2 separate regions of the Homo sapiens genome follow, and region 2 is linked to region 1. A link is a contact called in ENCODE Hi-C or POLR2A ChIA-PET data. All regions are on one chromosome and are shown on one strand. Each heading gives the region's core, a stretch centred on a gene start or an enhancer-like site at or near the end of the contact. The rest is flanking DNA. Distances are from core to core; before and after follow the strand shown.

Evidence for each region. Hi-C counts contacts between places; a loop is a spot of excess contacts on that map. ChIA-PET counts read pairs that join two places held with the same protein, here RNA polymerase II (POLR2A). Pooled maps may share reads with other maps.
Region 2: a map of mammary epithelial cell shows a loop between it and region 1 (5-fold over the local background). The contact joins the enhancer-like site here to the promoter of FYB1 in region 1. A Hi-C loop is called at or near these places in 8 of 168 maps with a recorded cell type or tissue (CD14-positive monocyte, CD4-positive, alpha-beta T cell, Calu3 and 4 more), 1 of 37 single-sample maps with no recorded cell type and 15 of 50 pooled maps. POLR2A ChIA-PET finds 5 or more read pairs at or near these places in 8 of 52 experiments (CD8-positive, alpha-beta T cell, GM12878, K562 and 4 more).

What each region holds. Positions count from the first base shown.
Region 1 is chr5:39,216,891-39,222,848 of GRCh38, reverse strand. FYB1 (FYN binding protein 1) reads left to right here and starts at 3,286. Exons shown (of 19, transcript NM_001465.6): 1 at 3,286-3,406. RefSeq lists an enhancer at 1,709-2,210.
Region 2 is chr5:39,253,585-39,259,542 of GRCh38, reverse strand. It overlaps a transcript of FYB1 not described here. Among named protein-coding and RNA genes, the nearest start is that of FYB1, 37 kb to the right of the region's middle. RefSeq lists an enhancer at 2,784-2,993. Within about 2 kb of position 2,907, at least 5 of the 41 ENCODE cell types and tissues checked have a DNase peak (open chromatin) inside an H3K27ac peak, as active enhancers do; they include CD14-positive monocyte, PC-9 and mammary epithelial cell, where a contact is called at or near this core.

The DNA of each region.
Region 1 (5,958 bases), core at 2,037-4,536:
GTTGTAATCAAATAATATTACTGCACAAATTTTCCTTTGTGAGCAAAGATTTTATAAAAATAGAAAAATGGGTGTTTATTATTATGTAATAATAAGAAAAGCTCAAAATAAGATAAATTTGAGCAAGTATCTATACTTCCGCTTATTTCGGAAACATACCATCATGTTACTAAACTCACCTCATAGCATTTTAGTTGTTTTTATTAAATCTTCAAACCTTTCAGACACTACTAAGCATAGAGACCATTCATAACAAATGAAACTTTCAGTTTTTTAAACTAAAACTTTCTAAATGTGTACATTTCTTTTCTGCCTTTTTGGAAAGCAAACTTTTAAAAATGTATATACTTTTAGGACACAGAGGCTGAGAGATATAAATTGCTGGGCTCACCTTCCCTTTAGTGGGACAAATGCATTAAAAAAGAGCAAGAGTCCCACAAACCAGGAAGCTGCCCTTGGCCTCTAATACATTAATTAATGTTTATAAAGTGCCTTCTGTATGCCTGGCAATGTACTACAAGCTGGAAATCCAGGACAAATAAGCCACAGTTACCGCCAACCCTTAAGGAACTCATGATCTAGTGAGAAACACAGACATATCTCCAACAACTAAGAGAGAGTACAAGACGCCAGAGCTCAGAAGGCCTTACCCAGTCTTGTGGGACAAAGTTCAAAAGGAGATCATATCTACACTGGGTTTTGGAGCATAAGCAGGAGTTAGCCAGGTGAAAAAGGAGAGGGGGCAGTACATTCCATGAAGACAGGGCGTGTTGCTTGCTTTTGGAGGATTATTTCATTTTATTTTATTTTATTTTATTTTACTTTATTTTATTTTATTTTATTTTTGAGACAGAGTCTTGCTCTTGTTGGCCCGGGCTGGAGTGCAATGGTGCAATCTCAGCTCACTGCAACCTCCGCCTCCTTTGTTCCAGCAATTCTCCTGCCTCAGCCTCCTGAGTAGCTGGAATTACAGGTATGCACCACCACCACGCCCAGCTAATTTTTGGATTTTTTAGTAGAAACAGGGTTTCACCATGCTGGCCAAGCTAGTCTCGAACTCCTGACCTCAGGTGACCTACCCTCCTAGGCCTCCCAAAGTGCTGGGATTATAGGCGTGAGCCACCTCACCCAGTGGATTATTTTATTTTGTTTTGGCCATCTGAGAGAGGTTGGCAGAGAGGAGAAGAAAAACAAGTAATCCCAAATTCCAGTTAGGCTTCCTTCATGGCCCAAGATCAACTGTCCCATGTTAGGTAAAGTCTTCCTCAACTCTTCTGCCCCCATGCAGAAGGAATTACATATTCCTGGGTATTTCCAGATGCCTTTATTCATACTTTGAGCTTAATACTCATCACAGTGTGTCATGGTTAGTTATACAGTGTCTATCTCTATAGTGGTTATAATACATGTTTGGTTGCAGCAAAAGAGACACAACATAACACTGATTTTTAAAAGTTAAATGTCTGTCCTCCTGTTCCCTTCTTTATAACCATCTAGCAAAATCCAGTGAAGATGGGGTTGTCTCCTGTGTTGGGGGCCAGGTCCTTCTATCTCCTGGCTCTGTCATGCCTAGAGTATTACCTTAGTCATCACTGGATCAGAAGAGCTCAGGCCCCCACAGCATCCCAGCCAGCTGGGAGGGGAAAGCATGATGGGGCCCTCTTTTAGGACACACCAAGAAGCTACATAGATCCCTTCTGCATAGATCCCATTGACTAAAACTTAACCACATGGCCAAATCTAATGTCAAGAGGGACTAGAAAATGCCTTATCCTGTGTAGCTGTGGGCCAGGTAAAAAGCCAGAGATCTCTTAGGATAGAATAAGCATCCTAAACTTTTGGCAAACTTTTTCTGCAGAGGACTAGATAGTAAATATTTCAGGCCATATACGGTCTCAGCCATGTCATCATCATTGTTGTCATCATCATTGTTACCATCATTGTCTTCTTTTGCTTCTTCTCCCTTTTCTTACAATTCTTAAAAAATGTAAATTCTTAGCCTGAGGTCTGTACAAAACATTCCACAGGCCAGATTTGGCATGCGGGCCATAGTTTGCTGACCCTACTACTCTATAAGAAGGGAAAATCATACGGGGAGGAAAGTGACCATCTCTGGCATAACGTCTGTAAGATTATAAGCCACTGAGTGGAAAATCCTTGTCTTCTCCATCTTTCTAGTCTTGGCCAGTGCTTGACCCACACAGTAAGTGTTTGATGTTTATGAATGAATGAGTAGAAGGAAGGTGGGGGAGGTTAATTTCACAATCACAATTTGTTAAAATCTCATTTAGTCCCAATGGTAGCCTCTGTTTTGGGGGGTTTCTTTTCTTTTCTTGTCTTTTCTTTTCTTTTTTTCTCTTTTCTTTTTTGAGTTTCTTTCTTTCTTTCCTTCTCTTTATTTTTCTTTCTTTCTTTCTTCTTTTTTTTTTTTCCTTCAGACAGGATCTTGCTCTGTTACCCAGGCTGGAGTGCAATGGTGGTGCAATCATAGCTCACTGAAGCCTTGAACTCCTGTGCTCAAGAAATCCTCCCACCTCAGCTTCCCAAATGTCTGGGGCTACAGGCATGCACCATCACACTTGGCTAATTTTTTTTTTATTTTTGTAGAGACAGGGTCTCACCATGTTGTCAAGACTGGTCTTGAACTCCTGGTCTCAAGCAATCCTCCTGCCTCAGCCTTCCAAAGTACCGGGATTACAGGCATGACCCACTACACTCAGCCCCACTGGTGGTCTTTTCACATGGATTATCATCTAAATACTCCATTTCTTCCAGCCTCAAGAATAGTCTAACAGAGAGCCGACAGAGTGAGTCTAGTGGGCTTTCCACACATGAGTGACCACTCTTCAGTTGATATGGTCAAGCACACCACTTTACCTCCTGACCTCAGGTGCAATTAGCTTCCAAATATTCCACATGCTCCAGTGGACCTTTCTAATTGTAAGCATCCCCCTTTGGCCCCCATTGCAGGTGACACTCCTGGGTGTGTGGAAAGATTATGGGTCCAAAGAACTTACAGCTTCTTCCTCTTGAATAAACATGGTGGCAGGCAGGAGAATCTTGTTTTGGTTTTACCCTTTTAAATATCACATGCTTGGTGGGAATGTTAGCAGAAGTATCCAGGCTGAACAGACACTTTTAAGTTCCCCTTTCTCCTCCTTATTACTCAATATCCTGAGGGCATAATAGAACTTTTCTTGTCTAAGTTTGCCTGGTCAGGGGAGGGAGGTGTGGCTCACTCAACCACTGACCGGGACAAAACCCTGCCAGGCATCAGAAAGCTCCGCAGTTCTTGAGTTCCACATGCAGAGCAGATGCGACAGCTAGAAGTGAGTAGGGCCCAGACCCTGGCCCAGGAAGATCCACTAAAGGAGGCCATCCTTCCGCCTTCTTCTGCAGGAGTCAGGTAACAGCTATGCCTAGGTTTCTTCTTTCAAATAAATGTGTAATTTTTTATAGCAGGAAAAAAGCACCACTTCCAAATTCTGGCAGCACAGACTGTGCTAGCTGAATAACTGAAGGAAACGCATGTTCTGTTGGAAAATAGCAAAAGAGATGAACAGGAGACACTAAAACTCAGCCTCATGGTAGCCAAAAGGATGATAAGCAGATAAAAATGTGGCCGGGAACGTGTCTGTCACTTGCTCTTTCGTAACTGGATAAGGCCTCTCATGTGTTCTTGTTGGAACCTCTGGTGCCACTAGCGTTAAATAACGTCTTGCAGTGAAACCAGAAACAAGGTTTTATTGCCAACAGAGCTGGGCACAGATGGTTTATTTCATCCTGGTTCCTAACAAATATGTGTCCATCCTTTTGATGAGAAAGAGTAACTTTCAATTTCCTCCAAACCTGGCAGGAGGTGAGGATTCACATGAGATTTCTACATAGACTAAAGAAAGGGACTATACTGCCATGAATTATGCCTTCTCAGAAGGAATCCTGGCAAACTGGATAAATGATGACAAACAGCTGCAGATCAGCCAAGGAGGCCTTTCAAAGCAACCAGCAACTCCAAATTTTCCTCGGAGCCTTTGGCTGTCTTGTATACATTGCTGATTCTTCTGAAAAATTCACAAGGTCTTTTCCCCCCATTTAACTTGATTTGCAGGGAAGTAATTAATAGAAATGGGCCTCTGACTCTGCCTTCTATTAGCTGTGTGACTTTGGGAGAGCCACTTAACCTCTCTGTGTCTCAGTTTTCTCATCTAAACATGGGGATAATAATAGAACTCATCTCATGGAGTTGTTGAGGGGATAAAACTATATACACTTTTTGAGTACTAATGTAAAATAATAATTAATATTCACCATTTTAAATATTTTTTCATTAAATACAAATAATTCTGCGTGGGAAACAGATGGGCTTATCACCGGAAGGGTGAAGTTGTGGCTGTGATTTTCTGCCCATGCTATGGGAATGCCACCGGAGGTTTTAGGTAGAGTAAAACGTCCCCATGCAATGTGAGATACACACACTTCAAATAGTCCGATACCTTAAGAAATTAATCATAAGTGATAGGTGAGGGGGAGGAGGATAAGGGTGCTCTTTCCAATAAAACCACATGTTTTATGATGTACCATTAAAGGCGATCCTGAATATCAAAGGCGTTATGGTGCACTTAAGGCACCCCGTGGAAAAGTTGACCATCCGTTTCAAAAAGGAAAGGCTAAAAAGGTTTCCATTTCCCTTGAGAAATTATTGTAAAGGTTGAAATCCACACTGCCTGACTGTCATGTCCATTATTTGTTTACTACCATTGGGCTTCAAATTCCCCCCAGCTTCTGCTGGAGTCCAGAGGCTTGGAAGCTCGCAGCAGCTGATTTCTGGTGCAATGCTGCACCTTGCCAAGTTACGGCTGCTTCATAGAGCAATCACACTGACATCTAGTGGTCTAAAGAGTAAGTGCAGGCGGTGGCTTTGAAGCTTTTACCAGCCTCAATGTGCTTTAAAAACCACATTTTCCACCATTTACACAATACGTTAACAAGAGAGAGAGATCAGGGATGTAGAAATGATATTTCATTTGTCTGAGGTGTTACTAGAGGCTGCTCTACAGGAACATTTCTAAAAACAAGAAAGTGAAGAGAGTGAACCGTGGCTCGCTGGCGGGTTTGGGCTGTGGTTCCAGGGGTTGCGGTTAAGACTGTGACTCCAGAATCAAGATCCTGAGCTTGAAGGTGGTCTCTGCCACGCACCAGCTGTGGGCCTTGGGTGAGTTCCTAAATGGTTCCATGACTCAGTTTCTTTATCTGTCAAATGGGGATAACAGTAACGTCTCCATTGACCTGTTTTGAGGTGATCCCTGAAAAGCTCCTAGCACAGCACCTGGCCCAGAAGGCAATCGGGGTTGCCCTCTGTTCTTGTTGTGACTGTTTTTTAAGAGCAAGCTGCTGCAGAAGCTGGCACCCCACAGGTCAGACAGCATAGCGCAGTGGAAAGCTCAGAGGATGAGCAAGGGAGAGACCCAGATTTTAGCCCAACTGTGTGAACCTGGACAGATCCCTTACGCAGTTTCTTTTTTGTAAAATGAAGGACCTTGGTTCGCTAATGTTTAAGGATTTTTTCCTTTCTCAAACGTTGTGTTCTAAACCTTGTACAGGCTTCTAATTGAAATTGTTCTACCTTTAAGGCCCATTTGTCTCCTTTCTTTTTACCAAAGCCCAGGGCCAAGCATGTCCCAGGTGTTTATTATATAGTTGCTGACTGATAAGAAGTGATTGTTGGAATGCTCTCTATTGGTCACTAGGAATAAACCAAGAATGTCTTTGGGCAGGAATGAAAATCCAGTGGGAAGCTCTGGAAGTCAAGGAATATTTCCCCATCAGAAGCTGGTCTGGGGTTTCTCTGATAAATTTGGAAAGCTCAGTGGTTGTCTTGTTTTTCTACCTCTGCTAATCAGCCTCTCTAAACAGATAAGAAACCAGGAAAATCATTTAGCTATATAAATTCAATACATA
Region 2 (5,958 bases), core at 1,658-4,157, 37 kb before region 1:
CAAGGAGGCTTTGTTGATCGGTTGGTTAGTTTTCTTTCTACCTGCCTTCACTCCACATTCTCTCATGCTGTACTTACCTGTACCACTTCTTCCTGAGGCCTCCAGCCCAGAGCCAGATCTACATGAACATCTGGATGATTCAGGCCCACAGTAATTCTGGACATTTCGCATACTCGTTACTAAATCAACCAGCCTACTGGCCTAGCTCCTGGTGCTGTGCTGTACTTAGTCCAGGGTTTCTTGTTCTGGAACTGGGTTTCCTGCAGTTTTGTGCATTGGAGAATGATTATCAGCATCTCTGGTCTCTACCAGCTAGATACAGTTGGACTTCAGCACTTTTGTGCATTGTTAGATGTTTAGTAGCATCTCTGGTCTCTACCAACTAGACAGCAGTAGCACCTCCACACCCTCCCATGTGACAACTCAAAGCATTTTCAGATGTGATAGAATGGCCCATGGTGGTGTGAGGGGGCAAAATCCCCAACCCCCCAGTTGAGAATCACTGGTTTATACCAACACAATCTCAGCAACATACGATTTAGTCCCCTTTCATGTTGCTGAGGAGGGAAAAGCATGTCTCTTACTGCCCTTGGTTTCACAGAGTGACCCTACACTATAAAAGCTAGATTAACAAACCCTTCCATACCCTGAACCAACAGCCGCCTATTCAGTCTTCCAGTCTCACTCATTGCCTTGTGCCTCTGTTCTCTTTCCAAAACAGAAAGATTTATCTTCTTTTTAAGTGTTGCTATCTTTACATTTTTTTTCATTTTATATTTAATCTATCACTGACATGTGCTAAGTCAGTGAGAGAGCCAAAAGCTTTCATTTACTAACCAGAAGTTGATTGCTCTCCTCCATCTCTTTTCCTGCATTTCCCTTTAGCTCCATATCTTCTGGGTTTTTGTTGTTGTTGTTCTTATTGTTGTTTTGTTTTGTTTTTGACACAGGGTCTTGCTCTGTCACCCAGGCTGGAATGCAGTGGCACGATCTCAGCTCACTGCAACCTCTGCCTCCTGGGTTCAAGTGATTCTCCTGCCTCAGCCTCCCAGGTAGCTGGAATCACAGACATGCACCACCACACCCACATAATTTTTGTATTTTTATTAGAGATGGGGTTTCACCATGTTGGCCAGGCTGGTCTCAAACTCCTGACCTCAGGTGATCTGCCTACCTCAGCCTTCCAAAGTGCTGAGATTACAGGTGTGAGCCACCACGCCCGGCTAGCTTCATATCTTTCGTTTCTCTTTTCCCCCTTCATCCCTGATTAATGGTATTGAGTAAATCAACAAAGGAGAGGAAATGTTTCAGCATCAGGGTAGATGAGACACTAGGAGAATTAATCAAGTTACTTCCAGGTCTCCATTACCACACTTCACCCCTACTCCAACCTATTAAGACGGTGGTTCTCAAAGTGTGCTCCCAAACCAGCACATCAATATCACCTGGGAACTTAATAGAACTTCTTGGGCCGCACCCAATACCTGCTAAATAAGAAAGGAGGTGGGGCCCAGCCACCTGTGTATTAACAAAGCCTTCCCAGTGATTCTGATGCACGCTCAAGTTTGAGATCTCCCAAACCCAGACACAGCTAAAGACGCTTTGGATCAGTGGTCCTCAACCTGGCTGCCCATTTTAACTGCCTGTTGAATTTTAAAGTATGCAGCTGTTTGAGTGCCAAGCCCAGAGATTTTGATTTGGCTGGCCTGGTGGCTCAGGTACTTTTTTTTTTTTTTAGTCTCCAAATGATTGAAACATCCAGTCAAAGTCTGCTTTAGTTATTCATTTACTGTTTAGCCCATTCTGATCATCACTTATGCTGGTGTTTTGGAATTCTAAGCGAAAATTGGTAAACTTCTAGTGAACAAAGTTTAAAGTGATCTCTTCTGGAGCTTGACTCCCTTGATTTCTATTTCAGTTCTTCTCATTACAATTTACCTTCTCTGTGCCTCAATTTCTCCATATGTAAAAAGCGATAAGTCACTATACCTACTTGTTAAGTTTATTTTAAGAGTTGCATGGGTTTATGTGTGAATATCTTCAGCATAATGCCTGTCACACAGCAAAATCTACACAAAATATTTCTAAAAGATTTTGTAAGTTCTACATGCAAAAAAAAAAAAAAATTCTGCAAGACGAACCTAAGTCAAAATAAGTATCTTGGGAAGAGAGACTTTTTAAAAAGTATTTAAAGGGTATTTCTCTTTTTTTCATATTAGGACCTTTGCTTTATAAGTCCTACTTTTTCCCAAAAACTGTTATATGCTGTTTAAAAACATTGGTAAAAATTAACTTTTCTCATAAAAAATTTTAGAGTTTTACTATATGCCTTTTAAAACTAGCTAATGGAATTTTAAACCAGAGTTCAGAATATTCTATACTCAGATTTGAGCTACAGAAACTGATAAGCCAACAATAAATTCAGCCCTTATGCAAGTTCTGGCAGAAGTGAAAAGACATGGAGATGAAATTAACATCTGCTGAATCTGATCTATAACAGATATTTAGATGAAATTATTTCTGTGAAATCTAGTGAAAACAGTGAAAACACTTTCACAGATGTTTGGGAGGCTGAACTTACATGAAAATGTTTGACTTTTCAAGGTATGGACATAGTCCAAAAGAACTACCATCACTTTTACTCATTGCAACTTTGAAATAAAAGTAGTTACATTCACTTTATCACAAGAGGACATTCATCCGAGAGAAATTAATTTTATCACATGTACCCACAACTACATGAGACAGCATTTCAGGCTGGGTGGACTTTTTTCAATAGCAGAACATAGCCACCCAACACAATACAGCTGCAATAAACACTGCTCAAATTAGTCATCTAGGAGGCAGAGAAGGGGAAGACAGGGAATTTCCAAACTATGTCTTAATCATCAAGCAAACCAACAAAAAAGACTGTGAGGGTGAAATCGTCGTAGCTTCCGATTTCTAAGCAAAGTCCACCTGTAGCTACCAACCATGCCTACTGCAGATGGTTGTAAAACCTAGCCACCCTGAGCTAATTTGATAAGCAGGGCAAGGAGAGAGGTAGGGCATTCCCATAAAACAGCCAGGATAACCATGTCTTGATGGCTAATTCGGCATGAAAACCCGTACGTAATATTCTAGACTCCTTGACTCTTCAATATTCTCATTTTTCTCACTATTCTACCCTTCCACACGGTAAGTCCTTCTTTTTAATTTGTAAGCCACATACACCAAAAAAAGGTGGGGAGGGCTGCAAACACATTCCTGGGAAATGATGCTAGGTCTCCCTTTTGATCACTGTGAATACTGGTTTCTCCTTTGGGTTCATTGCAGACAGGTAGTCAATCTATAGGTGAGGAAAAAATGCCTTCTTGGGCAGGTAATTTGCACAAACTAGAAACACACCATATTTTTGCATTTGTAATATCTGTGTTACCTTTCCATTGCTAAGATCTGTATTTAACTGAATGGCTATAAATACTGCCCCCATAAATACTTGTAATTAAAGAAAGATTCTATTTAACGGAGCACTTACTATGTTAACTGTTCTAATACATTTGGACCTTTAAGTGACCTAGATCATCAGTGGAAACAAAGGAGAGATACTGATTAAAATTCAAGGCTCCTTGAAGCTAGCTGGTTGAGTGTGGAAGCCTTACCTTGACAGTAAATTCTGTTTTCTCAAGTTCTCTGAGTAGCTCTTTTCTTCTTGTTGCATCCTCCACACTGAGACTGGATTGGTCTTCATTAATAGACCCACTGGATTTATCTTCCACAAGCCTGCTTTTTATGTTACCTACTTTGTTCCTGAAAACATTGGAGTTGGTGATGCAGTTCAGATAGTTTCCCTTTGGCTTTAAAGTATACAGTTCTGGGTATGTAGAAAGAGTCAGGATAAGGTTTGGTAAAGTTTGTCCTCTGCGTAGGCAGCTGATTTTGGACATGTTTGGACTGGAAGCAGTATCTAGGTGTGGAAAATGGGGTCATATTTAAATGAATAACATCCTGCTTGGAGGTTATGGACAAGTCTTGAGTGTGCGTGTGTGGAAGGAATTTAGGGGTGGTTAAAATTTGGTATAAAAAAAGGTACTGAAGTCTGCAACTTTGAAACTCATCCAAAAAAAAAAAAACAGGTGAATGGATAAATGGAGAGATGTGATAAAGCAAGGATGCAAAATGCTAACCATTAGAGAATGTAGGTGGCAGTACGTTGGTGTTAACTTCCAACTTTAATTTCAACTTTTGCAAATGCTTAAAATTTTTTTAAAAAGCGTGGAAGGGAAAGTTTAAATGTCACATAGACTGGGCAAGTAGAGCTGGGAAATATGGAACTCCATTTTCTATATTCTTAACCCATGTGTTTATACCTCCATTTATCCACCAAATGAAATATCCACAATAAACCTTTTCCCCCAAATGTAAATAGCTCCATGATTTTCTCCTCTTGTAAAAATGAGATGCATGTGATGATAAATTGTTCCGAAAATATAAGAAAATGTAGAAAAGGTAAAAATCTTACTATCTAAAGAAAACCACTATTAACACTTCAATAAATATTTTTCTAGACATATCCCTACACAAAGTATAAGGCCTTTCCATTTCTGCCTTTTACAGCTGTGCTTTTGCTGCTTCTCCTTCACTTTCCCCTCTGCCAGATCAGGTCTGGCACTTCCTTTAATGTTTGGTTCCAACTTTCTTTTTTCATGAAAACTTCCACTTTGCACTCTCTCCAGCACTAATCCCTCTTGATTTGGTGTGTCCTGTCTTCAGCATTTCTCTTGTCAATGCCTTGAAATTCTCATCAAGCACCTTTAGTTTTCAGATGCATTTTCTTCCCAATTATTTTGCATTCCACCATATTATTTTGCATGCCTCAAGTTGCCAATATGTTTTCCACAAGGCTTGCAATTTTACAAAAACCTGTTCTGATTAAGGCAAAACCATGCTTCTAACTTAATAAGTAACTACACAGTTTAAAACAAAATCCTCCTTCTAGATAGAAATGAGGATATTCATGCCAACCAATATATGCTAATTTAGGGAAACACTGAGATTGTAATTGTAAAATAGAATTTTATTTCAGAAAATATAAGCCAGATTCAGCTCCTGCTGTTTTTGCTTAGATTTTGTCATTGTCCAAAACCACAGTAAGATATCATCTCACACCAGTCAGAATGGCTATTATTAAAAAGTCAAAAAATAACAGATGCTGGCTAGGTTGTGGAGAAAAAAGAACGCTTATACACCTTTGATGGGAGTGTAAATTACTTCAACCATCGTAGAAGACAGTATGGCGATTCCTCAAAGACCTAAAGACAGAAATACCATTCAACTCAGCAATCCCATTACTGAGTATAGAGCCAAAGGAATATAAATTGTTCTATTATAAAGATACATGCACGTGTGTGTTCTTTGCAGAACTATTCACAATAGCAAAGACATGGAATCCACCTAAATGCCCATCAGTGGTAGGCTGGATAAAGAAAACGTGGTACATATACACCATAGAACTACTACGGAGCCATAAAAAATAATGAGATCATGTCCTCATTCATGGATGGGACGTGGATGGAACTGGAGGCAATTATCCTTAGCAAATTAACACAGGAACAGAAAACCAAATACCACATGTTCTCATTTATAAGTGCAAGCTAAATGATAAGAACACATGGACTCATAGAGGGCAACAACACACACTGGGGCATATCAGAGGGTGGAGGATGGAAGGAAGAAGAGGATCAGGAAAAATATTGGGTACTAGGCTTACACCTGGGTGATGAAATAATCTGTTCAACAAACCCTTACAACACACATTTACCTATGTAACAATCCTATACATTACAACACACATTTACCTATGTAACAATCCTATGCCTTACAACACACATTTACCTATGTAACAATCCTATACCTTACAACACACATTTACCTATGTAACAATCCTATACCTTACAACACACATTTACCTGTGTAACA